Regions from separate parts of the Mus musculus genome. Here region 2 is linked to region 1. The links are chromatin loops, found by intact Hi-C in ENCODE. Cell type or tissue: heart. All regions are shown on one strand. Each heading gives the region's core, and the rest is flanking DNA. Links, peaks and the distances in the headings are about the cores only.

The links. A loop is a pair of places that touch in the nucleus more often than their neighbours do. Peaks named below come from ENCODE experiments on the same cell type or tissue, not always from the same donor. Only the 100,000 strongest peaks of a DNase experiment are listed, where the experiment ranks them.
Region 2: it touches region 1 in a loop (7-fold over the local background); 15 of 42 quality-filtered maps call a loop at or near these places.

Annotation. Positions count from the first base shown.
Region 1 is chr5:24,157,915-24,173,160 of GRCm38, reverse strand. Klhl7 (kelch-like 7) reads right to left here. Exons shown (of 11, transcript NM_026448.3): 10 at 14,525-14,622; 11 at 11,930-13,714. The coding sequence ends at 13,431. It overlaps Nupl2 (nucleoporin like 2), which reads right to left and starts at 8,198. Exons shown (of 7, transcript NM_153092.4): 1 at 7,958-8,198; 2 at 5,596-5,818; 3 at 3,771-3,865. The coding sequence starts at 8,084. In heart, for the core only: a CTCF peak has its summit at 5,732; a DNase peak (open chromatin) is centred at 8,180; H3K4me3 peaks cover 1,700 bases; H3K27ac peaks cover 1,274 bases.
Region 2 is chr5:24,093,976-24,109,221 of GRCm38, reverse strand. It overlaps Klhl7 (kelch-like 7), which reads right to left and starts at 8,632. Exons shown (of 11, transcript NM_026448.3): 1 at 8,348-8,632. The coding sequence starts at 8,467. In heart, for the core only: CTCF peaks have their summits at 7,521 (motif pointing left) and 8,515; DNase peaks (open chromatin) are centred at 8,151 and 8,611; H3K4me3 peaks cover 2,291 bases; H3K27ac peaks cover 1,633 bases.

The DNA of each region.
Region 1 (15,246 bases), core at 4,912-12,911:
TACAGAATTATTTGAATAGCTATTTTCTCAGGATAGTATTTAAAAGGATAGTATGTAATGGCTAATCTTGGCTGTCAGTGGCACTCCCTTCTTGGGGGAGAACCTCAGGGGAGGGGACTGCCTGTTAGACTGGCCTTGTGAGCATGTCTGTGGGATGTCTCTCAATTGCTAATTGATGTATGAGGGCTGGGGGCCCAGCTCACCGCGATTAAAACCATCCCTAGGCAGCTGAACCTGGGCTGTGTGAGAAAGATAGCTGAGCACACCTGGGGAAGCAGGCCAGCGAGCAGTGTTTCTCTGTTCTGCTTCAAACTCTTCTTGCCTTTGGTTCCAGCATGGGCTTCCCTGAATGATCGGCCATTAGCCTGTAAGCTGAATAAACCCGGTCTTTGCCAAGTTGCTTCTGGGTCATGGTGTTTATCACAGCAACAGAAAAGCAAACTAGGACATGGTACAAAAGAAATATTCTAGCTACAGAGAAGTTTGTTTTTTTGTTTGTTTTTTATTTTTTGAGACAGGGTTTCTATGTATAGGCCTAGCTATCCTGGAACTAAGTCTATAGGCCAGGCTGGCCTGGAACTCAACAGAAATCCACCTGCCTTTACCTCTAGAGTGCTAGAGTGCTAGTTGTGCTCCAACATCACACAAAAGTTAGGTCTTTATAATGAAAATGTATCCACATACATTAGTGAGCTTGTTAATGTTTGGCTTCTCAGATAGCTTAGTTGGTTTTTCTAAATACTAGTTTTAAGTGTGTGTGTGTGTGTGTGTGTGTGTGTGTGTGTGTGTGTTCTGGAGTACTGATGTCTGTAGAGGTCAGAATGCAGTGCTGGCTCCCTTGGAACTAGTTACAGGAAGTTGTGAGGCAGCCACCATGAAGACTGGAAGCTGAACCCACATACCCTGCACCAGCAGGACATGCTCTGAGTTGCTGAGTGGCTCTCACCAGCTCTGTCTGCCAGTTCCTGTCTGTGCTTCTCTGTGCTTCTGCTTTTATCCTGCTATTGGCTGTTGTATACAAACTACATCCCAAAGACTTGTCACTGGAAAAACAAGTCTCAATGGCTTTTTCAGATAAATGTGGCTAGAGAGTGGAAGGTTTTTATTTTGTTTGTTTTTTCAAGACAGGGTCTCACTCTGTAGACCAGGAAGGCCTTTAACTACAGAAATCAGCCCCCCTCTGCCTCCCGAGTGCTAGGATTAAAGGTGCATGCCACTATGCCCAGACAAGTGGGAGGGTTTTAAAGGCCAGTTATAAAGCAGATATAAAAGCCAATTAACTTTTTGAGTAGTTAGATTACAATTCATCTGTCTGTTCATCTTGGACTTAGAATGGATTTCAGCCAGCGTGATTCTGTAACAAGACACTTTGGTCTTGAACAAGCCCTAGAGAACTTCCATACATGACACAGGGCCCTCTAGAATGCAAAAACAAAAACACAAACTAACCCTGAAGTCGACACATATTCATGCTATGACTAGTCTGTCTGTCTGTCTTTCTCTCTCTCTCTCTCTTTCTTTTTTCTTTTTCTTTTTCTTTCTTTTTCTTTTTTTCGAGACACAGTTTTTTTTTTCTTTTTCTTTCTTTTTTTTTTTTTTTCGAGACACAGTTTCTCTGTGTAGCCCTGGCTGTCCTGGAACTCACTCTGTTGACCAGGCTGGCCTTAACTCAGAAATCCGCCTGCCTCTGCCACCATGCCCAGCACCACCACTAGCCTTACTAGAAGAGATTTTTAAAGACTGGGAAGCTGTTGTCCTCATGTGACAGAAAGGGTTTCCATCACTCTACCTTTTCCCAGGGAATTTCAGTTTTACTATTGGCAGTAACCCTGTCATTCTCTGCCACAATCGCCCAGGTGACAGGTTTATCTCATTCACTGTTCTGTTCTCATTCAGAAAATATCTACCAAAGCCAAGTGTGAATAACCATAGAGCTGTTATTCTTTCCAATACCATCTGGTGGTGGCAAACATCCCTTCGCGTGAGCAGCACACGTGGGTACAGGGCAGAAGCACGGAGTACATGCACCCCTGCTTTGTCTGAGGTAGGTAAAGTGCATAGTCAAAGGCTAAGAGGGTGTAAAATCAGAGACTGTTATTTCATTAAGAACGGAGATAATTTTACCTCCTCGAGTTCGAATGCTATTCCAAATCCTTCTTCCCATGATTCCTACAGTCTACGAGCAGCTTGTTGCTGTTTCGGTTTATGCTAAATCCATCAGTTTTACTCAACAATACTTTTATACCAATACTACACATTTCAATCAAAATGGCCATTAGTGTCTTAGTATTATTATGAAAACATTTATGAATATATCCAGTTCCTACAGATATCTCAGGGATAGGCTGCCAGATTTAACTAACAAAAAACCCAGATGTTTACATAAATTAAAATTTCAAATATAAAACAAATTTAAGGATGTCCCAGATATTACATAGGATACATATATTGAAAATATTTTCTTTTTAAAAAAGATTTATTTTATGTATGTGAGTACACCAGTGCTCTCTTCAGACACACCAGAAAAGGGCATCAGATCTCATTACAGATGGGTGTGAGCCACCATGTGGTTGCTGGGAATTGAACTCAGGACCCCTGGAAGAGCAGTTGGTGCTCTTAACCGCTGAGCCATCTCTCCAGCCTGAAAATACTACTTTCTTATCTGAAATTTAAATTTAACTGCATGTCCTATATTTTACATGATCACCCTATGGAGAACTCTCTATATTTCATATTTTGAAATGTAAACCAGAGATGTAAGACATTAGGCTTTAGGTCCATTTGTAAATTAAGATTTAATACTTGGTAGTACTTAAGTACTAATATTTAAATTTAAATATCTAGGGCTTACAAAGCTTACAGAAACTACCACTATCTTAAACGGTCTGTTGTCATGGTTTCTTGTTTTCTTTCCTCCAGGATACAAGGTTCCGGGAAGAACCCCAACCGCTCATGGTTTATGTGTCCCTCAAATGCAGATCAGGGTGCAGGACAAATGAAAGTCAGTAAAGAGTTTTTACCTGAATAAGAGAGTGGTGGTGGTGAGCCAGAGGTGAGGGGTGAGGCCCAGCAGCGCTCCTGGAATCTGACCCTGACTTCTGGGCTGGGCTGGGCCACGCCTGCTGTCTCAACAGGAGAGACTTAGGCTCTCCATGAGAGGCTTGGAAGAACTTGGCAGTCATAGGGATCATGGGAAAAACCAAATGGAAAGAAAGGAGTCTTCTAAAGAGATGCCATCTCTATGGCTCCTTGAGAGTTCCGACAGGCTTTATGAAGAAGCAGGATTCTTGGTGGGGAAGAGGAGGAAAGGCAAGGCAGCAGCCAGGGCTCCAATGGAGGGCAGCGTGGGACCCTCCTGGCCACAAGGTAGCACTGAGGGCATCCTGAGGGTTTACAGAGGGAATCCATAAAGCAGGGCCTCTCCTTAGTTGACTGAATTAAAACTGTGTAGATCCTGATTTTATTATTCTTTCTTGAGAATAAATAATATAAACTAAAAGAATTACATTATGGCTTTCAGTCTCTGAATCATTTAGCTGGGATACTTGAATACTTTAAAAAAGATCAAATTCTAGCTGTGCCTAAGTTTGGAATAAATTTATTTAGCATGGCCTAGTTTTAGACAGTAGAAATTTTATATTTTAAAAACACATACAAGTACAGGGTTGCATCCATAGCCTAGTGGCAGGGCTCTTGCCTAGCATGTATGCTGGTCTGGGTTCCATCCTCACCAAAAAACAGCCAACAAGTCAAGCACGTTTCCCAGTTACCTGAAATATTGGGTTTCTTTCTCACTGGCGAGTAAACAGAAAACATCCACTGTCCCGACGACTCCCAAACTTCTACGTCCTTAACAATTCCTTCCCTGGAAAAAGAAGAAAAGAAAGAAAAATGAGAGTAATGGATATTTTACTTGCTCATTAAAATTTGTTACTTATGAAGTTAAGTGACTAAAAATTTAAATTCTAGTAAATACATAAGTTTACATATTTTTAATTTTCTTTTCTTTTTTTGTTTTTGTTTTGTTTTTTGAGACAGGGTTTCTTTCTGTAGCCCTGGCTGTCCTGGAACTCACTCTGTAGGCCAGGCTGGCTTCAATTCAGAGCTCCTCCTGCCTCTGCCTCCGAAGTGCCAGATTAAAGGCGTGTGCCACCACCATCTTCTTTTCTGAAGACTCTTTTCTACCTCAGAAGTTCACAGAACTATGAATGACAACCTGAGCATGGTGGAACACAGCTGCAGTCCTAGCACCTGGGTGATTGAGGAGAATTTTGAGGCCAGGCAGGTAACACAGTGAGTTTAAGGTCAATCTGGGCTGTACACTGTTTCCAAAACAACAAACACCTTGTATTTTGTAGTTACAAATAATAAAGAATAATTAATAGTGCTATCTTTTTAATTAATAGAAAAACTAATCCATATACTTAAGAATTATCATAAATATAATATTTTTTAAAGAACTAAATACAATGCACAGTATTTTTAACTGGAAACAATAAAAAGTACCACTACCAGTTATAGAGAATCATTAAAATTTAAGAGTGGGTTATAGGACTTCAGATATATTTTACTTAAATTTTCTACTTTGTAATATAGGAAACAGGTCCATGTACTTAAAACATATACTTTTAAATAATTTATTTTTAGCTTTATGTGCCTTGGTGTATGTCTGTGTGAGGGTGTTGAATCCCTTGGAACTGGAGTTACCAAAAGTTGTGAGCTGCTGTGTGGGTACTGGAAATTGAACTCAGGTCCCCTGGAAAGACAGCCAATGTTCTTAACTGCTAAGCCACCTCTCCAGCCTTCAGATCTGTGCACTTAACAGCAAATCTGAACAAAGTTATACATTTGACTCTAAATTAATGTTTCTTTCATATCGAATGTGACCATTAACTACTAAAGTGATAGGTATCACAAAGGATGCTATTACACTTAGGATCACAATAGAACTTTGCCTTGTTACACACACACACACACACACACACACACACACACACACATACACACACACACACACACACAATTGATGCTTGAAGATTTAGGCACAGTCCTCAGCATTTCAGAAACAAATGGCTGGTGAAGTGACAACACTCTGGAGACAGAGAGGCAGTGAGACCTGAGTTACAAACCAGCCTGGACTACATAGGGAGACCCTGCTTTCAAATAAAACAAAGCCTGCTTGTCCCCTTAAAAAAAATACACCCCAAACTAACCTAAAAATTCACTCTTTATGGAACTTCAAATAGGGAAACTGAAATAAAGGTTTTACAAAGAAAAATATGTGATATTATCAGTACCCTTGAGGATAGCGATTGTTCTGAGTTACCCGATACTCTGTAAAGAGCACAGAGCACACCGACTTTAGTTTAAGCAAGACTGACCTTTGAAATATGCTAGTACAGCAGGAAGTGGACCAGAGCAGACAAACCTAAGAACGCACACTAAGTGATGAGGTCTGAGAAGCTCACAGTGTGAACAGACTGGCTGAGCCACAGGGCCACGGGTGACTTCTTTTTCTTGTTTTGCTTACTGAAAACACTGTAATTGCTTCTGGAAAAGCTAAGCAATTGATTTTCTACAACACTTTTAACTCACAGAAGTTTCTTTTCATCTTTCTGCTCATCAGAGAGAGGTGAAGCAAAAGGGTTTTGAGATGACCCAAAGCCTCTGCTGGTAGAAGCCCCAGAATCAAAAGAGCCGAATGGTGGTTTGTCCTGATCTCTGCTGCCACCCCATGGTGTGGACTTGGGGAAGCTGGAAGGCTGGATGACGTTGGAGTACCTCTGGCTGCTGGCATTCCACCCTCGACGGTTATTCCCTAAAATAATCAAGAAAACAAACAATCAGAAAATTGGTAAATTTTTCCAATCTTGAAGATCTCTATTACATTTTATGTTATTATGTCTTGACATTATACACAGTGCTATTTTCTACTAGTTTTAAATGACAATCCCTTTATGAGTTATAGTTTGTTATATGTTATAACAAGTCACATAATGTTCTCTTTATATTAAAAAATGAGATCAAGGCCAGGTGTGTTGGTGTAAGAATTTAATCACAGCACTGTGGAGGGAGAGACAGGCAGGTCTCTAAGTTCCAGGTCAGTCAGAACTATATAGTGAGGCCTCATCTCAAAAAGCAAATAAAAACCCCAAAACCCAAGCTGACAAAAAGCAACAACAAAGTGAGATCAATGTGATCATAGAAATATAAAGACATATCGGTGAGTTCAGTGTTAAGCCTATTAAATTGACCATGAGGGAATAAATAAAAAATACTCTAAACATCTCTAAAAGCTTTGCGGTGAGCCCAGCTCGGTCAAGGCCCTCATTTGACCTATCATTGGATGTGTGTGTATGCTTCTGCACTGGGCCATAGAGACAATGAATGAAAGAGAACAATGAATAAACTGGATAATAAAAAGGGTTAAATTTTACTTTCTGTCCTTAAATAGGTATTTAAAAAGTGTTTGCCTCTGTCTTTACTTTGTGGACACAATGCCCACAACCTATCCTTCATATAGAGATCGCAGAGCTTACTAATAGGTAAAGTATAGCGTAGATTTCTAACAACTCATAAAATAATAATAATAAGCCAATAGGACTTGTTTCAGGTTTTGATACTGTTTTTAATCTTATCACTTCCTAGTTTATGCTAGGATAAAGGTAATTTATCTTAGGATTTAGAAAATATATCACTTAATATATACTAAAAACAGACTGATAGAGTACTCCTCTGGCTGAAATAGACATGCCTTTAGTACACAGCTTTAATCTCAGACATCGAAAGTAAAGTTAGTCTGTAGAAGGAAGCAGCTATGTTTGAAAGTGGTATCTAATTGAGTGCCAGACAAAGTGACAAATCAGAGAAAAATTTGACAGAATAGGATATGCCCAGCTCTCACAGGAGGAGGAACAGGAAGCTACGTAAGATGGAGCAGAGCAGAGGGAAAGAGAGAGGTATTTAAGGCCCAAATGTGGGCCTTAAAATTACAAAGCATTCTTTTTCTTTCTTTTCATTCTAAAGTTTTATTTGTATTTTTCCCCTAATTATCTATCTACTGAACATTTACTTGCAAATTACTACATTTAAAGTAGGTTTCCAGAGACCAAATGGCAAACATTCCTCTCAGCAGTCCCTGGGAGTATACCAGTATCTATCGGAACCTGACTCCTAATTTGGAGTCTTTCACTAGAAGCATTGTAGATGATACAATCTGTCTCCTCCACGAAAAGACTGGAAATATGAAACCAGCATGAACACAGGGGCTGGAGGAGCCTTAAAGAGAAGGGGAAAGAGAAGCACCCACTGACAACGTCACGAACTAGGTTCCACTGGGCAGTGGTAGCACATGACTTTAATTTCAGCACTCAGGAGGCAGAGGCAGGTGGATCTCTGTGAGTTCAAGGCCAGCCTGGTCTACAAAGAGTTTTTCAGGACAGCTAGGGCTGTTACACAGAGAAAGCCGATCTCTGAAAACCTAAAAACCAAAACAAACAAAAAACTAGGTTCCAAAATTAAGAGAACAAAACGTATTTATCTGACTTCTAAAACCTTGTTTTGTGCTGGTTTAATGTCTAACCCCTGAATACCCTTTCCACAAAACTTGTAAGGTTCTTGACCCAGTGTCGGAAGCTACTAACTAAAGCCCAGATTTTAAGAGCTTGTGATCACGGACAAGGAAGGGGAAAGAGTAGAGAAAGGGGTCTGAATGAACCCACGTGAATTCTCCCTACCACTGCCATTCACCAAAAAGGAGGTTTTGATGAAGATATCTCTAATTTAAAAACGCAGTGTTTGACAGGAGCACCCAAGTCCAAACGCCTGTCCACGTGTGACGATCAGAAACGACTTGTCAAACTACTGGGGGTGAGACGTCGCATGCCAGGGCAGGGGCCCGGGGTGGAGGTGTGCGTCCGCAGCAAGTGGCCCTGGCTCAAGGCTCCCAGACCGTCACCTGAGGGTGGCTGCTGCTGCGGTGGCGGCTGCCGAGCCCCGCCCGCACCCCGGGCGCCGGGATGCTCGTTCCAGCAGCGGTCTCCGAAGCGGCACCGGCCTTGAAGGAAAAACTGGCATATGGTCATGGTAGCGCCGTCCCAGCTCGACCCTGCTCGCGGTCGCCGGCGAGGGCCCAGGCTCCAGCAACCGAGGCCCGGCTAGTGTGACGTCATCGCCCCGCGCCCAGAGGCTCTGTGACCAGTGTGCCGTGAGCCGCGTGGGCTTTAGCCAATGGGATTTAAGAAGAGCAGAGCTGTCAGCGCTCGGGTATGCTGAAATGGGACGCGGTCGTTGGATCCCTGACCCGGACCCGGACCCGGACCTGAACCCGGACCCGAATCTAGAGAATACCAGATATAGCAGACAACCAGCAACCCTCTAGTTGGCTGTATACAGTCTGCGAGACTCATTCGTTCTTTACATTTACTTGGGGGGGGGGGAGGTAAAAATGGGCTTAACAACGAAAAAAAATCTGTTTATCAAGAGAGATTATTTACAGAAAGCCAGCTGTAACCAGGAAACAGGACTCAATGCAGGCGAAAAGCATCTATTAGTTTCTTAGTCGGTAATGTCTTAAAATTTCACGTAAATGTTGCCTTTTGAAATTTCATCAGGAAAAATGACAAAGAGTAAAACCGACACAGAAGCAGCCCGATTTTCCTCAGGAGCAGTTTCAGATAAAGGTTTTCTGAAAGTATCCAATTTACTGTTTTTTGTTTGTTTTGTTTGTTTTGTTGAGATACGGTCTTACTAGCTGGCCTCGAACCCACAGAAATCCACCTACCTTAGTGCTAAGATCAAAACCGTACACCCACTACGTTTCATTTATTATCTTTACAGTTCTCATGCAGGACCCTGTATCAGTATAAAACAAGTACATTATATAACAATGAAATGAAATTGCTCTTGGAAATTAAAATTGGAGAATGGGGATAAACTAAGAGTTGAAGGCAGCTTAGAGACTCCTCAGACTCAAAGTATACCTTGAGTCTCATTTTATATTTTGGTTATGCTAGAGGATGGAGAGATCAAAAGCAAAACTCTAACTAGTAATCCTAACACTTGTGATGGTAAATACTGTCAACTTGATTACTTTTAGAATCACCATAGACACAAATCTCTGGACTTGGAGGGTCAGACTTAGATCCCCATAGATACACACCTTTGAGCATGTCTGTGAAGATGCTTTCACAAAGGTTGAACTGGAAAGATGTACCCTTAATGAGGACTGCATTCTCAAAGGAGTGGGCACACACTGAATAAAAAGGCAAATTCAAGTTGAACATCCATTGCTGTTGCTAGACTGCAAATACAATGTGCCCAGCTGTCTCATGCTCCTGTTGAAATCCCGTCCAAGCTGTGCTAGACTGTACCTTAATCTGTGAGCCAGAATCAACACATGCTTCTGAGGTTGCTTTTACCAGGGTTTGTCATAGTAATAGGAAACACAATCTAGATAGCTCTATATGTAGGTGTAATCTAGCATGGTCTCAGTCATCCTCCTGCCTCAGCTTACCAAAGTGAGAACTGCCACTATTTTGAATCTTCACACCCGCCCACAACAAATTGAGTTATGTTTAAAAGGAGTAAAACTGGTAATATCAGAGTGAAACCTTAAAAATCTTTGGAGGAAAAATTAAGGGGTTCAAAAGGATCAATCAGGATTTAATGCTGCAACCCACAAAATGCTCTTTCATAATACCAGTTTACTGAAGTTTAATGAGAACTGGTTTGGTGCCATATTGGATGGAGTAAATTGGATTTTACCTAATGCAAACAGTCAAAAAAGAATATAGATTTAGTTGAATAACTTTATTAAATGGCACATTTTGATATTGGTGTATTAAAATGCCTCATGACTCAAACATTTTCATGACACTATAATGACAAGTTTTAAAAACTAGACCACAGAGCCACAGTTACTGTTATAATATGGAACAAGTTTTGTCTACTAAACATTCATACTCAAATTGTGATTCTCAAAAGTAAAACCCATGTATCATCAAAATAAAGCACTTCAAAGGACAGAACACTGACAAACCCAGTATCTACTGAAATGAAAGCAGAGTACATTATAGGAAAGGAACTTTTTGAAAAAGTAATGAAATGTACTTTATATACAAAGAAATTTGAATACAAAGCAATTTGTATATGAAGTAATATACTTTGAATAGTTTACTTTTACCCATTATCCTTTAGAATTGTGAATGATAGTTCTGGTTTGGGGGAAGACGTGTTCTTATTAGGAACATGATACAGGTTATTAGGAGTAAAGGAACTTTATAGAAAGCTTTATAAAATGTTATGTGTTCTAGTTAATCAGCAGCCTAAAAAGAACAGCTAATATAGTCAAAATATTTTAACAGTGCTGCCTATTCTACAGGGGTAACTGCTCTATCAGTGTGATTACAGTGTAATAAATGAGTATTTTGTCATCAGAAAATTTAGCTATGTTAACAATTTTTCTCATGTTTTCCTGCATGTATGCATGTGCTTCATTGTGTGCCTGGTACTTGAGGTAGCTAGAAAGAGGGCACTGAATCCCCCTAAACTAGAGTTGTAGATGATCGTGAGCCTCCGAGTGGATGCAAAGGACCACACCCAGGTCCTTCTGCAAGATACAGTGCCACCTCTCCAGCTTCAAATAGCCACATTTTTTTTTTTCGTTTTTTCGAGACAGGGTTTCTCTGTGTAGCCCTAAGCTGTCCTGGAACTCACTCTGTAGACCAGGCTGGCCTCGAACTCAGAAATCCGCCTGCCTCTGCCTCCCAAGTGCTGGGATTAAAGGCGTGTGCCACCACTGCCCAGCTCAAATAGCCACATTTTAAAATAGTGCAAATTTCAACATCTTACATAAAAATATTTACAACAGTCAGAGACTGAGAAGCCAGATTGAATCAGTTTGAGCCAGAACAGCTAAGTTGAACCAGCCAGAGTATAGAAAGAGCTAGAAAGGGTGAGCTTGTTCAGCAGTAAGTCTCAAAAGATGAAAACATTCTAGGCCTAGATAAGATTGTATGGAGGCTGGAAGCTTCCAGGACCTCACCTAGGTTAGCAGACAGAGGCAGTGAGCCTGAGATGACAATTACATCAAGTGAATAAAAGATCATTTTACAGTCTAGAGGTGGAGGTTGTCTAAGGCTGGAGTTTGTAAGAGTGTACTGGGTTAAATAGTGTTCCTCACAAAATTCCTATCTATCCAGAACTCCAGAATGCATTTCTACTTGAAAACAGGATCTTTGCAGATGTAAGTGGTTTAAGACAAAGTACTAGAATCCTTCTGATGTGGTGGTGCATACTTTTAGTCACAGCATTTAGAAAGCAGAGGGTGGGTATCTTAACTCCAGGCCAGCGGGGGATGGCTCCAAGGTTAAGGGCACTAGCTGTTCTTCTAAGTACCTGGGTTCAGTTTCTAGAACCCACGTGGTGGTTCACAACCAGATTCGGGAGATCTGACCCCATTTTCTGACTTCTGTGGGCACCAGGCATACAGATGGTATATATTCATTCATATGTAAGTTAAAAAAAAGAATGGTTCAAATAAATGCTATTTACAAAAGAACTAAGTGAAAATAGTTACACAAGAGAAAGAAATGACCATGAGAAGATGAAGGTGTAAGACTGCAGTGCAGCTCTAGGTATAAACTAAGAAGTAAATGTCAAGGACTACTGGCAACCAGCAGCAGGGGTGGGAATGGGGTGTGTGGCGGTTTTGCCCAATCCTCCAAAAGCCAGATTTGAGACATCTGGCCTCCTAAACAGTGAAAATATATTGGTTGGTTTAATCCATTAAGCAAGCAGTAGTTTGTAGCAGTGTAGCAAGCTAGCACATGGGAATAGGAGTGACTACAGTAAGTACAGGGCTTCTTTCGGAGGAGTTATGAAAACACTTGAAAAATACAATGATGACTGTACACAGTGCATATAAACATACTTTTTAAAAAAGATTTATTTATTATATGTAAGTACACTGTAGTTGTCTTCAGACACTCCAGAAGAGGGCGTCAGGTCTTGTTACGGATGGTTATGAGCCACCATGTGGTTGCTGGGAATTGAACTCAGGACCTTTGGAAGAGCAGTCAGTGCTCATAACTACTGAGCCATCTCACCAGCCCCGCATATAGACATACTAAAAGCCACTACATTAGTACAGTTTAAATGGGTGAACTGTATGCTTATGAATTACATCTCAATAAAGCTGTCTATACATAAGAACTTGACAGATAAATCCTGTCACTTTTCAACTTCACTTTTAATTTAAACATTTTAGAGTCTGTTCTAACTTCCATTCAGAGAAAAATTTTAAATGGAAACTTTCACAAATTTAAGAAATATTAATGAACACACGTAGAATGAATAAACAAAGCAAATCTATTTAAGTTAAAAATATTTAATATCAGATAAAAACATTGATTGACAGTTTAACATGGCACATTTCATACATAGTCAAAGGGCAAAACATTACTGAGAAAAATTAATAGGCCGTTTGGTAATTTGTTGTCCACATAAAAGCAATGAATAATGATATACTTAATGCCAATTATTACAAAACTTTTAGAGAAAACTCAGTTACCTCTAACATGTTCTGCTAGGAGAAAAGAAAACTGTATTTTTTAAAATCCATATGCTACTGGGCTACAATTATCAGTGCTTTTCTAGTAATCTAGAAATTTCTTCCAACAGCTTTTCTTCTGTTGGTCAATCGTTCCTACTGATTGGCTCTCGCATAGAGAATGAGGACATAGAGTGCTTTTTACACTGCTGAGTAAAACCATATGAATTAATGATGGGTGCTAAGCTTAATATTTTATACAAAAATGTATAATATTTCATTTAATTGGACTGAATATATTATTTCATGAGTAACTGGGTACAGTTAAGTCCCAAAAATCTGAGAAGTTTTGTGAGAAAGTGTGTATGTTTAAGCCATTTTTGCTTACTTTAAAATGGAATAATTTGGCACTAAATGAAATAATGAAGACAAGCAAAATACATAACACTATTACAGTTACTCTATCAGAGTTTACCATCTCCGACTATAATTCATACGATTACTTAGTTCTTGACCAAACAGAAACAAAAAGCCCTAACTACACAGCACTTACACAATTAGGAAAATAGAATCTAGAGCTAAGCTGGGGCTCTTTCTCTGATGAGCATGCCCCACTCTGCCACAATCAGTTATATATTTGCAATTCACGTTTTCAAGAAGTGCTTGTAACTTTTCACGTTTTCTGGCTGATAGGTTCTTGGATGGCCAAATAAAATATGATCTTTGAATTAAGTAAGGAGATCCAGATAATATAAACTGTTATCTTATTGGAATCTTACTTTATCAAAATACCAGATCAGAACTTCATAACCGAACTCTTGGAATAAACCACTGGTGGCCATATCTCTAAGTTTCAGATGAGTGGAAGTCCATTCACCATTCATGTTTCAAGGGTCTCTTCATTTGCTCCACAAGTATCAACAACACAAATTAGACAACTTGTGACTGGGAAAGCCCGGACTTTTGAGTTGGCGATCCACTTATCTGTTTCAGTATTATACTCAAGGATATGCCCCAATCTGCCTACACCCTGAAAACCTGCCAGGACATAGATGACAGAGCCAACTGCTGCACACTTCACCGTGACACCCCTCCATGGCATCGGTGACACCATCTTCCATTCATTTAACTTGATATCGTAATATTCCACATTGTCCAGACCACCTTCAAAAGAACAACATATGAGAACTTTATTTTATTAGTGATTGCTGGATCTCTTCATAGTTTCTAAAAGTTTTATATTTTAGTTTCAAAATAAAATTGTTAACCACATAGAAAGGATATAAGAGCTTTATGATCATTACCCACACGCCCACTACCTAAATATTTATTCTTGAGAAATTTTCAGAAATATTTTTTCTACAAAGTAAAAAAAACAAACAACAACAACAACAACAAAATAAACCCTACACATTTCCTACAAATGTTCCATCCTGGAAAAGAAAATTAAAAAGTATCAGTGATTTGCTTTGATTATAAATTATTTCAAATGTTTTTCTATCTTTTAGCAATTTATGAAAAATACCAGTGAATGAGAATAACAGAAAAGAAGCTATTGTTTTACTTAACACTTAAAACCTGACAAAATGAAGGGCTATTCTCGAGTCAGTTCCTCTATCGCACTATTTAACTAATTAGTTAAGATCATTACTAGCATTACGTGGGAACGTGAGAAGGTCAATCTTGAAAAGCAAGGCTGCGTCCAAGCAGTATCTAAAGTGCTGAAAGCTAAGATGGCTTAGTAGTCAAACATGTCAACTGCTCACTATTTCTCAGGCACATGTGACAGTACTCCCTATGGGCACATGAGAAAGCACAGACTTGTCTGAGGTAGTCACAGTCACTTGACATTTCATAAAGTTTTGTTAGCACTTAGACATAATGCTGTGTTGATTCAATTTTAAAAAATGTTCCAGTAATTTAAGAACTTATCAGCAAACCCAGAGAAACTGCAAGTAAGTTAACAGCATATACCTAAACCATTCTGACCACCGACAGCAAATATCTTGTCCTTCACAAACACCAGCCCATGATTCTTCCTGGGCTCAATCATTGAACACAGCTCAGTCCATCTGGAAGAAAAGAAGGTTTTGGTGCGCTCATTTACAAGGAGTGAAAGGCTTCCTGCCATGCTTCATACATGGTCATACATGTATGTACATACATGTAAATAAACCTCAAGGGGTTTTAGATAATAGTTTTATAGATAAGGTAAATTGGAGACTTTAATGGGAAATAAAAACAGGAGGAAACAATTTATGTCTTTTGAAGAAATCCATTTTCCATAGTTTCCAATAATTCTTGAAATGGCAACAGGAGTGCAGAGGAAGAATGTAAAGCGTCAATCACATCCTCTTCTGCCTTCTGAGACAGGGGCCTCTCTGTGTAACCAGAGACCTAGAACTTGTCATGTAGATGACACTGGCCTTGACTTGGGATGCTCCTCCTACCTCTGACGCTCAAGTGACAAGAATACATAATATACCCCATAGAAGGAATAAATACATGTTTTGGTTTGTTTTTTAATAGCTACTACTATAGATGTCAGTATGGCCCTGTTTTACAAGAAACACACACACATTTATGTGTGTGCTTACCCAAGTAAAATAACAATATTGTAGCTTGAAAATGGGAACAATAAGTATGGTTTCTTTACTGCTTCTATATAGTAAGCTGCCCCCATGTATTACAAAAAT
Region 2 (15,246 bases), core at 3,155-11,154, 62 kb after region 1:
ACTTTGAACGTCATGAAAGACTTGATATATGAATCATGGGCACAGACAAATGAGAACAACTCCAGATCACAGATACAGAACAGATCTTCAAATAACTCCCCAAAACTAAAGGGGAGACCTATTTAGATACAAGAGGTACCGTCTACCCCGGCTTCCTGTTCTCCTTCCCTTCCTCTCTCCTTCCTGCAAGTAGCTGAAACTAAAATTGACCTGTTTAATTTCTGTGGCCATGCCTTCTCTACCATAACGGACTCTATTCCTCTGGAACCATCAGCTTAAACTAAACTTTTTCAGGCTGGAGAGACGACTCAGCCGTTAAGAGCACTGACTGTTCTTATAGAGGTCCTGAGTTCAATTCCCAGCAACCACATGGTGGCTCACAACCATCCATAACAAGATCTGGTACCCTCTTCTGGTGTGTCTGAAGTCAGCAACAGTGTACTCACATATATAAATAAATTGCTTTTATCATGGCATGTTAGATTTAATGCCTGCTTAACACCAGGAAACTGATGACCCATACTATAAACTTGGCCAAGAACTAGTAGCTAGAAAAAAACTACTCCTAGCCTTTTGTTAAACTGACCTAGTATATCTAAGTGCCTCCTACGTACTTGTTTCTAGCCCGAGACTAGTCCAGAGCTTACCTCCTCACAGAAGCTTCTTCTGCCAGTGGATGGAAGTTAATACAGAAGACCGAAAAGGATCAAAGTGCAGGGATGAAGTCACTGTGGAGGACTCATCCCCAAATGGAACCCACCCACACACCGAGCTCAGAGCACAACAGGCAATAGCACTCACAACCTCTCAACAACTCTAGATGTTACCCAAAGCTGCACTCCTTCCTCCATGAGCTGCTGCATGGATGCCAGGGAACAGTCAGGTGTCTTCAGGGATGGGTGCCCTGATTTAGTTAGCCTTACAGCAAGTCCAATCAGTGTTGTCCTGCAAGTTTTATGTTGGTGGGAGGCTGATATAGGGAAGGGGGCACAAGAGAATCGGGAGTTGGAGGGGAGAGTTAAGAATTGATTTGATCAAATAAAATGTGCTCATGTAAAAAACTAAACTAAAAAAAAGCTCTTTACAAAACACAACACAGGAAACTCCAGAATCATAGTCATTTTTGTAATCCCTGAGCAGTGTGCCTCAAATGTGATCAAATCAGAGATTGGCCCCTCCTTTCCATCCCAGCCTACCCCACAGCTGCAGAAGGAAATCCTACAGGAGCTGCTGAAATGGTGGTTCCTGTCAAAGTGAAGGCACCGCAACACCTTCAGCCTATATCTGTTACAGGAGCTGTCCACGGTGGCAGATCTCCTCTCCAACCTCTCCAGCAGGACCTAGCTCACAGGAGCTGTCCACAGTGGCAAGTCTCTTTTCTTGCCTCAACGGGAGCTGACTTTCCTGCCTCAGCAAACAGTTCTCATAAAATACCACTGCAGGAGCTGACCCACAGGAGCTATCACAGGCACCACCTCCTCTCCAGCCTCCCCAAGCAGCTCCACAGATATGGTGCCTCAGCCAAAGCCACCTGCAGTCAGGACTTTCCAGCCTAACCCATGGGCCTAATGCAAGGGGAAGGGGTAAAAAACTGCCACCAATCCCTGAGCTTCCCACAAAACTCCACCAATCCCTGAGCTTCCTAAACTCAGTACTTGAAATCTCACCAATCCTCGATCTGGAAATCTCTTGCCCTGAAAAGCTCCACCTACTATGAAATCCTATATAAGCCCCGCCTTTTTTGTTTGTTTGTTTTGTTTGTTTTTTCCGAGACAGGGTTTCTCTGTGTAGACTTGGCTGTCCTGGAACTCACTCTGTAGACCAGGCTGGCCTTGAACTCAGAAATTTGCCTGCCTCTGCCTCCCAAGTGCTGGGATTAAAGGCATGCGCCACCACGCCCTGGCAAGCCCTACATTTTGTTCAGTTCCCTGCTGTGCACTCCTGGAAGCAGAGGGCAGCCATCCTTGGACTCATCCCTCCACGCTCTCCAATCATCAGATTTTACCAAATGAAGACTCAAGAGCCAGATGCTGTGGTGAAAGCCTGCGAGCTCAGAGAGGCCCAGCTGACCTTCCTAGTCCACAGATGTCCCAGAAGGAAAAGACTTTCTCCAGAATTCTCCACTGTTTTAAATACCTTCCAACTCTGTCTCTCTTTTCTGCTTATGTTTACTCCCTCTCAGCTGGTTGCTTGTTCTGTCCCTGGACCTAGGGTCACTTTACTCTTGGATTAAGAGGTATGCTAGGGTGAAGCCACACAAGTACTTGTTTACAATAAAAAGAAAGTTCTTGGGTTAACAGTCTGTCTTGGGGCTAAGCCATACCACAAGGTTTGGCCAGTTCATAATCTTGGGGTTCACAGTGTGTTCAAATATCCTGCAACACTCCAAGAAATCTCTTTTATGAGACTTGCTGCCTGGTGTAACTGTCTCATGGAAGAAGCCAAGGAGCAATAAAGAGAAGAGAAGGATGGCAGAAGTGGAGTGGGGCTGAGGCTCCTCAGCTCAGCTGGGGATGTCCTCTCCAGGGAGCTGCAAGACCTCTGCTAAGGCCAGAGCTGTGTGGTTCCTGGGTGTCCAAGTCCCAGGATACCCTTCCATCTGAGCAAAAACACTTATAATTTTAGCTAGCAAGCCTATCCAATTCTCAAATAGGCTTTGTGTTTCTCTCACAGAACTCCCAATAAGAGGTTTAACATAAGGTTTTAAATGGTAAATATATTTGAACTCATTTCATGGTAAAAAAAAAATGCAAATTATGATACTCTAAAGACATGCCCTTCAATATATTAAGAAATACATAGACATCAACATAAAAAGGTGCATTAACTATATATGAATAACAGTGATTATGATCCAGCCTTGTAGAGCCTTCTCATTATATTAGTTAATGAAATTAATCAAAACAAAAGGTTAGGAAAATCAAGTGGCAATCTAATTAAATAAGATGCCATTGTTCACTCATTAGAAGAGCTAAAGTAACAAATGCCATCAATACCAAGCTGTGTGCATTTGGTACAATTATGTTGGAAAACTGGAGAGCTATGTGCTAAAATCAAATGTGGTATCCTCTCTGTAATAACTCAGTAACTTCCCTCCTTGGCATTTGCCAATAAAAGCATAAACATATACACACCATTAAGACATAAAAAACATTCAAAGCAGTACTCTTTTTTAATGTTTTTACTTATTCTTTGAGAATTTCTTATGTTTTTGATGATATTCTTCCCGCCAACTCCTCCCAGAACCTCCCTACCTCCCCAATTTCATGTTCTTTCAGTGTTTAGAATTTTTCCCCCTTTTCCTTTCCTTTTTTTCTTTTTCTCTTGAAACAGTCTCATTTCATAACTAATGATACACTGGATAAATCATGATATATTTGTATAATGGAGAAATACCATATTCCATAAGGAATGAGCTACTTAGTCTACATAGTAACACAGATAAGCACACTAATACTGGTTTTTAAGAAACTGGAGCATGATGCCAGGGCATACCTCAGTGTGGGGTAGAGCTTGCTCAGCATGTGCAGGGCCCTGGGTTTAATCTCCAGTGAGGTAGAAAAGAAAACAATGGAAGCAAAATAAACCCAAGCATACACTGCATGATTCTATGCTTACCTATAAAAATAAATTCATAAGATAATGGTAATTGTCATGGGAGAAAGAGATTGAGAGGCACAAGAAACCATTTTTGTATTGGTCACATTTTAGTCCTATTGTTAAGAATGTATTCACTTTATAATTACTGAGTTTCTGATTTGTAAAACTTACACTTAATCAGAAAGTTCACTTTAAAAACAGAAAGACAGAAATGACCAGGATGATGAAGGAAAAAGCACAAACCCCAAAAAGCTAAAGCTGCTGTCAGTGTACAACGATACTCCTACAGTCTGTACCAAAGCTAATGCCAAAGCTTACATACACTGGTAATTAAACAATGGGACCAAGGCGGGCCCCTCAGAAGTAACTAGGTATAAAGGGATCCATCCTCAGGAACACAGTATGGTTCCTATGAGAGCGACTTAGGGGCTGGAGAGATGGCTCAGTGGTTAAAAGCTCATACTGCTCTTGCAGAGGACCCGAGTTTGGTTTTAGCACCACGTGGGATATTTCACAAATGCCTGTAGCTTCAGGTCCAGGGGACCTGATACCCCTGAAGGCACCTGCAGTCATGTGTACTATCTACTATCTACATGTACACGATACTCTTAAAAAAAAAAAAAAAAAAAAACTCTTTAAAAACAAATGAGTAGCTTAGTTGTATGAGTGAATTTTTATAAGAATGCCTGTCATTTCCCCCGCAGTCTCAGTTGTTCTCTAACACAAGGCCGATTCCTTTCTGATTTTCATGGTGCACTATATAGTACCCAACAGACGTTGAACAGATATTGGTAATGTCTTGGACTTCCAAAATCAAAAACTAAATAATTGTTTTCTTCATAATTACTAACCTTTGATTATTTTGTTATAGAAACAAAATAATGACCTCATAGCAGTATATAAAAGAAATGACCAAAATTGTGTTACCTAAATCCATAAACAAATTAGCAGGTAGGGTAGGGACTGGAATTGTGGTATGCTAACCTCCACCTGTTTGGAAATCTTAAAAGAATGTTTCAGGGTCTGTGCAGAGGGCTATTGTCATCCAAGCACTCATTTCCTTCATTGGCAATGGAATAAGGTTTAAATTGAAACAAAATATAACCCAAATTTGAGATACAAAGTATTTACCAAAGAACAAGAACACTTCTAAAACTCAAGCCTTTTCTTGGCCTCTGCTTCAACCTACCCCCATCAACTGCCCTTGTCAGTCATTCTTAGTTAAATCTTTCCTGTGTCATGAGCAACGCTATATGAACAATAACTACTACAAAATGAAACTATACATCTTTTTTTAAAATGTGATTTTCATGAAAATGGCCCCCACAGACCCATAGAAGGTGACAATGTTAGGAGTTTGGCCTTCCTGGAGGAAGTGTGTCACTGCTCAAGCCAGGCCCAGTGCCTTTTTCTGTGGCCTGCTGATCCAGATTCAAAACTCTCAGCTACCTCTTTCAGCACCATGTCAGCCTGCAGGCTGCTATCTTTCCCACAATGATGACAATGAACTAAACCTCTGAAATCTGTAAGCCAGACTCAATTAATGTTTTCCTTTGTAAAAGCTGCCTTGGCCATGGTGTTTTGGGACTTTGGACTAGTAAAGCAGTTGAATGTTTTAAGGTCTTAATGAGCCATAATAGTAGAAACAGGGACAACAGTAGGTTAATGAGGTGGTGGGGCTGGCTCAAATGGTTCCAGAGAAGAATGTCAGTACGTGGGCTAAAGACGATGCTTTTGATATTTTGGTGAAGATTGTAGCTGCTTTCTACCCTGCTGCATCCACTCCAGGAGTGACTCACATTACAGGTTTGGAAACCTGGAAGCAGTCCTTAGCAAAGAGTTTCAAGGAAACTCAGCCTCCTGGAACCTTGGCATTCATTCCCATAGCTAGAATGCATCAGATTTGTCCCTGCAATGTTGTGGAGGGTCTTGCATGCTTTCTTACAGTATTTTACTGGATAAGAGTTAGAAATCTCAGGGCAAGCTTAGCAAAGTATACTTAGAATCTTCACTACAGCCAGGTATAGCAGGCTACATTGCTATTAGAAGCAAGTTGGTGAATTCTTCTGACAAATGGAGATTCCCCACAGACACTTAAAAGAACAGCCAAGTTACCTTCATATGCAAGAATTTACCAAGGCCTAGGAAATAGGGGTTCTGGTATTGCATTATTCATGAGGTCTGCTAGATCAGAACCCCCTGGTGGTGGGCTTAACAATAGACTAGCATTACACCTGGCTCCCTTCTTAGAGGTAAATGTGGCCTGGTCTCCGCCATCTTTTGATGTATGCATTCCTTTTGTTTTGTGTCACTGTAACTTAGCAGGGAAGTGTTTGCCTGGTTTCTTGTTACTCTTCTGTATAAAAAGTAGGTTGCTCGATTTGACAAATTATACTCAGATTCAACATGCTCTCTCCTGTCGTCTCTGTTTGTCACCCACTTTTGCTGACTCCTTCACCCACCTGCAACCAGAGACCCGTTCCACGAAGATAGAAGACAAAAAAAGGGGATAGTCTGTTGCACTACCCTTGTCCAAAAATCTGCCTGAGGCTAAATTGGAAGGTAATAGATTAACAGCTTTGGCAGAGATTTCAAAATATCCTACTATTAACTGTGTGGTTATCAGAGCCATTTTTATATAGATCTATAATAAAAAGGAAGAAGATGAGCAAGGAAAATATATAAAATGTACAGTTTGAGGAGAAAAGGGGCACCAGGAAGTGTAATGGTCCTTGTGCTCAAGGAGATGAAAAGTTGTAAAAACCTGATTCTAACTGTAATATAAGGGTGGTGACCTCAGGGCAAGACTCCATCCAATTAATCTTTCAACTTGTGAAAAAGTTTAGGGCCAGACACACTAGTACACACCTTTAATCAATCCCAGCACTCAGGAGGCAGAGGCAGGCAGATCTCTGAGTTCAAGGCCATCCTAAACTATAGACCAAGTTCTAGGACAGACAAGATTAAGCAACAAAAGAAACTACAGTGAAAATGTTTTGAATAAGAGGTCCGTGTTCCGCCTTTAATCCAAGCACTTGAGAGGCAGAAGCTATACAGAGAAACCCTGTCTTGAAAAAACCAAAAAAAAAAAAAAAAAAAGGGGTCCGTGTTCCAGCCCCAGCAAGCATCAGAACTTGGCAATAAAACCATAAAACAAAGAAAAATACATGAATCCATTAAGGTGATTAAAATGCTCTAGGAGTCTATAATAGCTCAACAAAAATAAACTATGTGAATCAGTACAAAATGGTACTATGCATCTTTGTTAAATGCAGGAATCCTCCAAGTTGATAAAAATGCTACAGGAGTCTGAAATACACCATAAAACAGATTAAATTAGCCACAGTAGAAGGGTCAGATCCCTGAGTGCTCACCAAATATCCATATTCTTCTTTGTATTCAATAGCATAACCTTGATTTTTCAGTAAATCTCATAACTGTATTTCTATTTTAACAAAAAAGATGTCACAATATTCTAAAGCTAAGTCTAAGAAATATGAATTAATTTTAAAATCAAAGAACTAAATAACATGTTGGTTCAGACCATCTTCTTGTAACACCTGATGGATGCTGTGACTTTGTTGCAGCCTATCTAAGGAATGAGGTAATGCTTTGCAAAGCTCCAGCCCACATCTGCCACAGTTCGGGACAGTAGGAGTATACCAGAATGAGCTTAAACAAATTTAAGCACCAGTGAGTTCGATTTAATTACCACTAGAGGTACACATCAAAGACACTTGCAATCTCAAATCATCAATTCTGTAGATCTCAAAAAGGTTACACAAAAAGAACACAAATATGAAAAGAGATGCATTTTAATAAAGAAGCCAGCCATTCACAGCTATTTCAGCATAAAAACCAGGAAAGATATAGGCATTGAAAACATAGTATCTATCCGCTACAACCAGAGCAGTGTGCCATCTTGTGAACAAAGAGAAGACTGCTGCGACCAGTGTTTGGCCTTAAGAAATCAGGAGTTGGTATCTTCCGAAATAAATCTTAAGATTCTTCTGCTGCCCATACTCACAGCAAAAGCGTCAGAAAGCCGAATTAGGTTTTTTAATCACTCAAGCTTATCTGTAGTGCTTTGTCCTCTTGAAAAACAGATTTCAGAGTCAACAAACTGACAAACATCCCCAGAATCCATAATGTGTTCTCTACCAAGTAAAACTCACGGAACCAAAAACCAACCAAGTGGTGTTCCCCTGCTTACCGGTCTATTGGAGGTTATAATCTAGTTAATTCTATCAAACACCTATCTACCGTCTCCATCGTTAAGCCGTGCCTTTCATAACCCACCTTTCAACCAAATGCTGCGGTTTCTCCAATACACGGCAAAATCAAAGACAGCACAAAGAGATCCTCTTGGTTAACAGTGGCGCCAGAACCCTTAGAAAACTGCTATTTACTGGTGACTGGCGTCGCCCTAAATGACAGGTGATTTATCAACTCGTGCCACTTGGGTGACAGGGCGGCGGGGCGGGAGCCTCCCTCCGAGAGCTCCAGATGACACCGCACGGTAAGGGAAGGCTCCAGGCCTCACGGGGAACTGGATGAGACCGGTTACACAACCGCCCCGGAGGCCCCCCGCCCGCCGCAGGAGTCCCCGTCGAGCGGGCCTCGGAAGCCCCGTGGCGGAGCAGGCCGTCAGCCAAGGCGCCGGCCCCGCCGCCAGCCTCCGCCGGACCCCTGCCCACCGCCCCGCACCGCCCCGCACCGCCCCGCACCACCCCGCACCGCCCCGCACCTGTTTCCTCATGTTGTTCATGACGCCCATGAACCCCGCCAGCAGCTTGGCTTCTTCGCGAGCCGCAAGTTTCTTCTCAGTTTTCTTCTTGCTACTCTTTTCCACGCCGGAGGTGGCCATCCTCTCTTTGCCCTCTGCGGGTTCGCGGCGACAGTTTGCCCGCCACACGCGGCAGTCTGGAGCACGGCTTCGGCGGCGGAGCTCGGAGAACTGCGGGAAAGCCGAAGGAGGACGAGACGAAGCCAACTCGGCCACGGTTGCAAGCGAAGGGAGTCCCAAGCATGCGCACTGGGTCGGGCGGGGGGGGTGCGCTCTAAGGAGGAGGGGGCGGGGCAGTGCGTCACAGCCACGCGACGCCCTAGCAACCGGCTGCGTCGCGCGGTGCGGCGTCCTCAACAGTGGGTACCCTTCGGCCTGATCCAAGCTCGCGTGTGCTTTTCTTCTACCAAAGGCCGACTTCCCAGGTTTAGATTTCGTGATGATCTATTTTGGATAATTGTGTAATAGAACAAACTAAGACGTCTCCCTATGGCGTAAGCTCCCTGAGAACAGGGTCAGTTCTTCACTGCCTTTTCAGACTGGGGCTCATTGTAGGCGCTCAGTAACTATTACAGGAAAATTGCATACTGCAAGGCAAAGGTTATTTAGGATAAGCACAAGAGTTACTTGTTTGAGATTCAGAAAGCAAAACCATTGTCCTGTCGATTTCTCCTCTCCGTGACATGCCTGCCTGTTTAGTAGGCTGTCTTTCTCATTAAAACAGATCTGGTGGGTGATGGTGGTGGTGGAGGCAGAGAGTGGTGGACTACTGAGAGAAACCCTGTCTGGGGAAAAAAACAAAATCAAAAAAACCAAAAAACTAGAGAGCAGGTGTTAGTTCCAGCCAACTTTATTGAGGTTTCCCCGGGCAGTTCTACTGGAATACAGAACTCAGTCCTAGAACTCACAGAAACATGTTCATAATGAGTTTTTTATTTTGCTGTTTAGGAATACACAGGACTGAAGTCGTTATTTCTAGTAATGAACTTTCTACATAGCCTCAGTTTTCTACCTAGATGTATGAAGAACTAGACAGAAGTTTTATGTAAAATGATCTAGACCGCTGTTGATCTAAAACAATAACTGCTTAAAAGAAAATTAAATAAATTATTTTAAGCTGCATAGGGTCAGCAATGGCCTAAAAAGGGATTGAACATATCCTGGACAGTATGTTTCTTTATAAAAGAGATTAGATAAATATATTTATCTGCAGGAGGTGGGGGAAGAAAGTTAATCAAGGCGTTTACCAGATACACTGGTGGGAGCATCAAGTTGGTGGACCACAGCACAGTGAGAAAATCCTTTTGGAAGTTTTAGACGTCATATATATATGATGCCCCCTTTCAACATGTTTTATTTAAGATAACTTTTAAATTAAATATATTCTAATCATATTTTTCCTCTCCCTCAGATCCTTCCAGATCTTCCTGTCCCTGCTCACCCAACTTTTTTTTTTTTTTTTTTAAATATATTTATTTATTTATTATATGTAAATACACTGTAGCTGTCCTCAGACACTCCAGAAGAGGGAGTCAGATCTTGTTTCGGATGGTTGTGAGCCACCATGTGGTTGCTGGGATTTGAACTCCTGACCTTCAGAAGAGCAGTCGGGTGCTCTTACCCACTGAGCCATCTCACCAGCCCTCACCCAACTTTTAAGTTGTTTGTCAAACAAACAAATCCAATACTGTAACAAAACCAAGAAAATATATAAAATGACACCCCAAAAGAAAAACAAACATCAAGTTGTAATTAAAGAAAAGTGCATGCGTGCTTGTGCATGCAAGTGTACACACATACACACACACATACACACACACACACACACACACACACACAAAGCTGGAGTCTATTATATGTTTGTCAACTATTCCTGAAAATGAGACCTTCTCTGGAGTGATTGGTATACACCAGTGTCACGCCATTAAACAAAACTGTTTTTCCCTCTCCCAGCGGGTATAAATGACAGTTTAGTTCTTACCTTCATCCTAGTGGTTTTCATGCATTCACTTTTTTAAAAATACAACAAAATAAAATATAAAACAAGACCCATTACTTTGAGATTGGACCAGGCAACCTAACAAAAGGAAGAAAACCCTTGAGAAGACACAAGAATAAGAGACCCACTTGTTCACAGACAGGAATTTAAACAACAACAACAACAGCAACGCACTAAACTGAAAAGCCATACTGTCTATACAGAGGACCTGGTGCAGACCCATGCAGACCTTGTGCATTCTGTGTCAGTCTCTGTGAGTTCCTGTGAGCTTTGCTCATACTGATTTAGTGGTCCTTGTTTCCTTGGTGTCCTCCATCCCCTCTGGCTCTTGCGCTCTTTCTGTGCTCTTTCTACCTCCTGTTTTGCAGAGTTTCCTGAGCTCTGATGGAAGGGATTTGTTGGAGACATCCTATTTAGAGCTGAGTGTTCCAAGGTCTCTCACTCTCATTGTAATGCCTGGCTGTGGGTCCCAATATTTGTTTCCATCTGCTTCAGGAGAAAGCTTCTCTGATGATGGCTGACCAAGGCACTAATTTATGAGTACAACAGGATATTTTTAGAATAATAAATATTATTTGTATTTTATTACTACACTGATTTCTTTTCTCTCTTTTTTTTTTTTTGACTAGTATTATTTGATTTTATCCTAGGTCCCTGAACTATCTAGTCTCTGGTTCTTGGCCACCCAAGTAGTATGGACCACCCAAGCAGAGTTGGTTGCTTACTCCAGAAGCTTTGTGCCATCATTACCCTAGCATAACTTGTAGGCAGTACACCATTGTAGATAAAGAGTTTGTTGCTGGTTTGGTGTTTATGTTTCTCTTTTGGTAGCGTGAAGAATACTTTCTGTACATAGCACAAAGGGGCAAAAGCTCTATGTAGGTTCCAGCTTGACATTCCCATGTTCAATGAGTTGTATGGATGCTGTCTTCAGCAGTAGGGTCTTGCTGTCAGTTTGTGGAGAGCAGCCTATCATCTAGGTAACAGCCTGGGTTGGTTGGGGATTACAATAAGGCCCCATTGGCCAACAGCTCAATGAGATGTAACCCAATCGTGGTCCTGGAAGTTTAATTTGATGACAAGAGAAGGCCAGCTGAAACTCTGTGTCCCCTGTCATTTGGTGATTTCTTTTAGATCAACTTCATATGTGTATGTATTTTAGGAAGTTTCTGCACTCTTAACCTTAGGAAGGTAGAAGCCAAGGGTCGCTAAGCTTACATTCTGATTATGAGAATGTTAGAGCAGATACAAACATTGATGTAAATGGATAAACTGAGCCCAGGATTGTGTTGGCTCTCTTGACATCATTCCGTCCCTCCACATTCCCAGCAGCCATGCAGTCTGCAGGGTCTTTAGAGGAGATGCTGCTGTTCCAGAGAACTTTGGCGCACATTTTGAAGCATTATGCTTTCTCTTGATTGATCAGTACAAACAATAGGGTAATAGAGAAAATAGCAAGTAAGGGTCTGTTGTTACAAACCAGAAAGATGTGTTTCTGTTTACATGATTTTTTAAACTTAGGGATTCTCTAATGTCTGTTTACTTTAGCTAGTTGATAATTTGAGGACTTAACAAATGTGGCGTGTTAACAGCCAAAATTACTTAGCAGAGAAATTGAGAAAAAAAAAACAAAACAAAATAAAACCATATACTTTATTAAATGAAGCAGAATGCTGGAGAATGAAAACCTAATTCTAAACCTCTGGAGACAGCAAGAATCCATGATTCAAAGTCAGAAGTGAAGGTGATAAGATAGAGTGCTATTTCTAAAAAGGCAAAAAGAAACAAGAAAAAAAGCACATATGACTCCCTCCTCCCATCAAGACCTGATTTTCTGACGTTGCTCTTCTCTTCTGTCTCAGTCTGTTCTATAAAATCTACTTTTTGAGGCCAGCGAGATGTCTCAGTGTTTAAGGAGACTTACAACCAAGACTGATGGTCTGAGTTTGATCTCTGAAACTGCTGGGTAGACAGAAATGCACACACACACACACACACACAGAGAGAGAGAGAGAGAGAGAGAGAGATTGTCTATCATCTGTCTGTCTGTCTGTCTGTCTGTCTGTGGTGGTTTGAATAGGAATGCCCCCAATAGGTTCATATATTTTAATGCCTAGTTGTTAGGAAATGGTGCTATGATGCTACTTGACAGGGATTAGGAGGTGTGGCCTTGTTGGAAGAAGTATGTCACTGATGGTGAGCTGTGGGGTTTCAAATGCTCAAGTTAGGCCCACTAAGTCTCTCATCCTGATGCCTGGATCTGAATATAGAACTCTCAGTTATCACGTCTCCCTGGATGCTACTGTGATCCCCACCATGAGGATAATGGACTAAACTTCTGAAACTGTATGTAAGCCCAACTACATGCTTTAAAAAAATAAAATAAAAAGAAATAAGAGTTGCCCTAGCCGTGGTATCTTTTCCCAGCAATAGAACAGTGACTAAGACATTAGCTATCTGTATACATCTATCTATATTAAAAATCAGCTCACCTTAGAAACACACAAATCCTTCTTTCCTCAAGGTCACACCTGAAAGAATGCTTGCCAAAAAATCGACCATAAAAAATTCAGACACAAGCTACTTTAATGGGCACAGAAAAGTTGATGGTCTATTGTAGGGCATGTGGGACCTACACTAAGTCATACGGCATAAGGCAGGCATCAGAACCCATGAGGCTGAATGAGCTCATACCCCGGGAACCTCAGACCTGAGAACGGCAAGAGTGGAGGCATTCCCTACCCGCCTCTCCCTGCTCTGCTACAACTGAACCATGACGCCCCATGAGGACTATGGGCACTGGGATCACATAGCACACATACCTGGAGTTCTTCTCCATGCTAGTAAGGTATCTAGATAGCCTTGTGCCTTCAGCCAATGAGCTTCCCTTCCTGGGTATTTTCTCCCACAAAAGATATATAATACTTGGTTCACCCTCAATAAAGTATATGGATTCATAGCCACCATCAAATAAACCAATATGAACAAGCAAGGGTCGTCTCAGAGCTGCTTCATTAAGGGTCACCACAGGGAAGGCCTTTGATTAAAGAGCCTTGCCTAAGACTCCCAAGGGAGGCTTTTTTCCCCTCCAGACCCTCTGATACTCTCGGCCCTTGCTATTAATCATACTGGATTTTGCTAGTTCCAGGCTCCATCTTCCCCCTCCTGCCTGGCACATAGATGCCCCAAGAGAAAAGGCAGACCACAGACCCCTATTCCTGACTCCTCTCTCAGCAGTACACCTGGCGCCTAGGTACCCGGAGAGGAGACTGGGAACAACTATGGACCCCTGTTTCAGACTTTGCCCTGCCTCCTTCCGGCAGTGTGCCAGAGGTGTCCAGACACCAACCCCACCCCGTCCCCCAGAGAGAGACAGACTCAAGTACGACAGTCTAGGTCTCTTTTAGGTCCTCTGAATTTCCTGTGTGAAGCTCTGGCTGACCTAAGGTGAACGAACACTCAGCCTGCACACTCAGTAGACTTTACTGAGAAAGGCTTTAAAAATACAAAAACAATTCCAGCACTTGGGAGGCAGAGGCAAGCTGATCTTTGAGTTAACCTGCTCTTCAGAGTGAGTTCCAGAACAGCTAGAGCTGCACAGAGAAACTCTGTCTTTAAAAACAAAAACAAAAACCTTAAAACAAACAAAACCAAAAACACTGGACAACCAACATGTTCACTTGTCAGGTTCCCACATGCCCTTTAAACCCTAAAGTCTGTCCCTAACGGGTTTAAAGTGCTCACTGTAGGTTATGGCCTGCCATCTTCCAACTCAGCAGCTTGAAATGAAGTTCTTTTCCCTTTACTTTTCCTTTCGACTCATCGCAGCTAAGTGCTTGATGTTGGGACAGCCCTTTCACATATCACAAAACACAGAAATTCATGGAAAGAACATGGAATTTAGAGTCCATAGACAGTAGGGAGATTACACAGCACAGACATTAAGTGTTGCTTGGATATAAAATAAACACCCCCAAGATACCCTGTCTTGTTCTCCTTATCTGTTAAAGTAGAATTTGATACCAAACTGGCAAGAGGATTTTAAAAAATGCTTAAGATGCCATGTGGCTGTGGAAAAGGAGGACACCCAGCGGCCTGTCTGCCTTGTGGCTCCAGCATAGGGAAACACCCAGGGGTCCACTAACCATATTGCTTGCCCACGGCAGAAGCCACTGCACTCTTCAAGTACAAGGTGGGCAGATGGGAGAGAGAGGTGGAACAGTTTGAGCATTATGAAGATGGAACTGGAGAGTGGAGCGTGAAGAGGAATACCATGTTGTAAATAGCCTGCAGTGCCACCTGAGGCAACGTTGAAATCCAGCCCATGCTGCCACTGAGGGCCACATCAGGGTTCATGGTCATGCAGCAGCAGGGGTCTGTGCTGTTGTTCCTTATCCCGGGCTTTTGTCCCCGCCAGCAAGAACACACTCAGGACAAGCGGAATCTTCTGCGGCAAAGCTTTTATTGCTTACTTATCAGGAGGGAAGACCCCCGAACCGGGAAAATGGTGCTGCTTATATAGCTCACAGAGTGACGTTTTAGCACCTGATGTGGCCTGACAGCTCCTGATTCGTTGCTCGCCCATCACCCCATTACTATGCTGCGAGATGGGCAGTGACTAGGCGTGAGTTCACTCTTGCACTTGTGCATAAGGCTTGTTTACTAGTTAGGCGCAGTGGAAGCCAGCGCCATCTTATAATGGCAATTGCTCACTGCACGCCCGCGATTGCTCGCGGCACGGCTCTCCACAGTTCCTGGCTCCTATTACCACACTAAAGACCATGCAGACATCCCTGGTCTAAGCTGCCACCTGGGACTATGTTGATGTCCAAGGGCTATTCAGAGCTGGCCCTATCCCTCA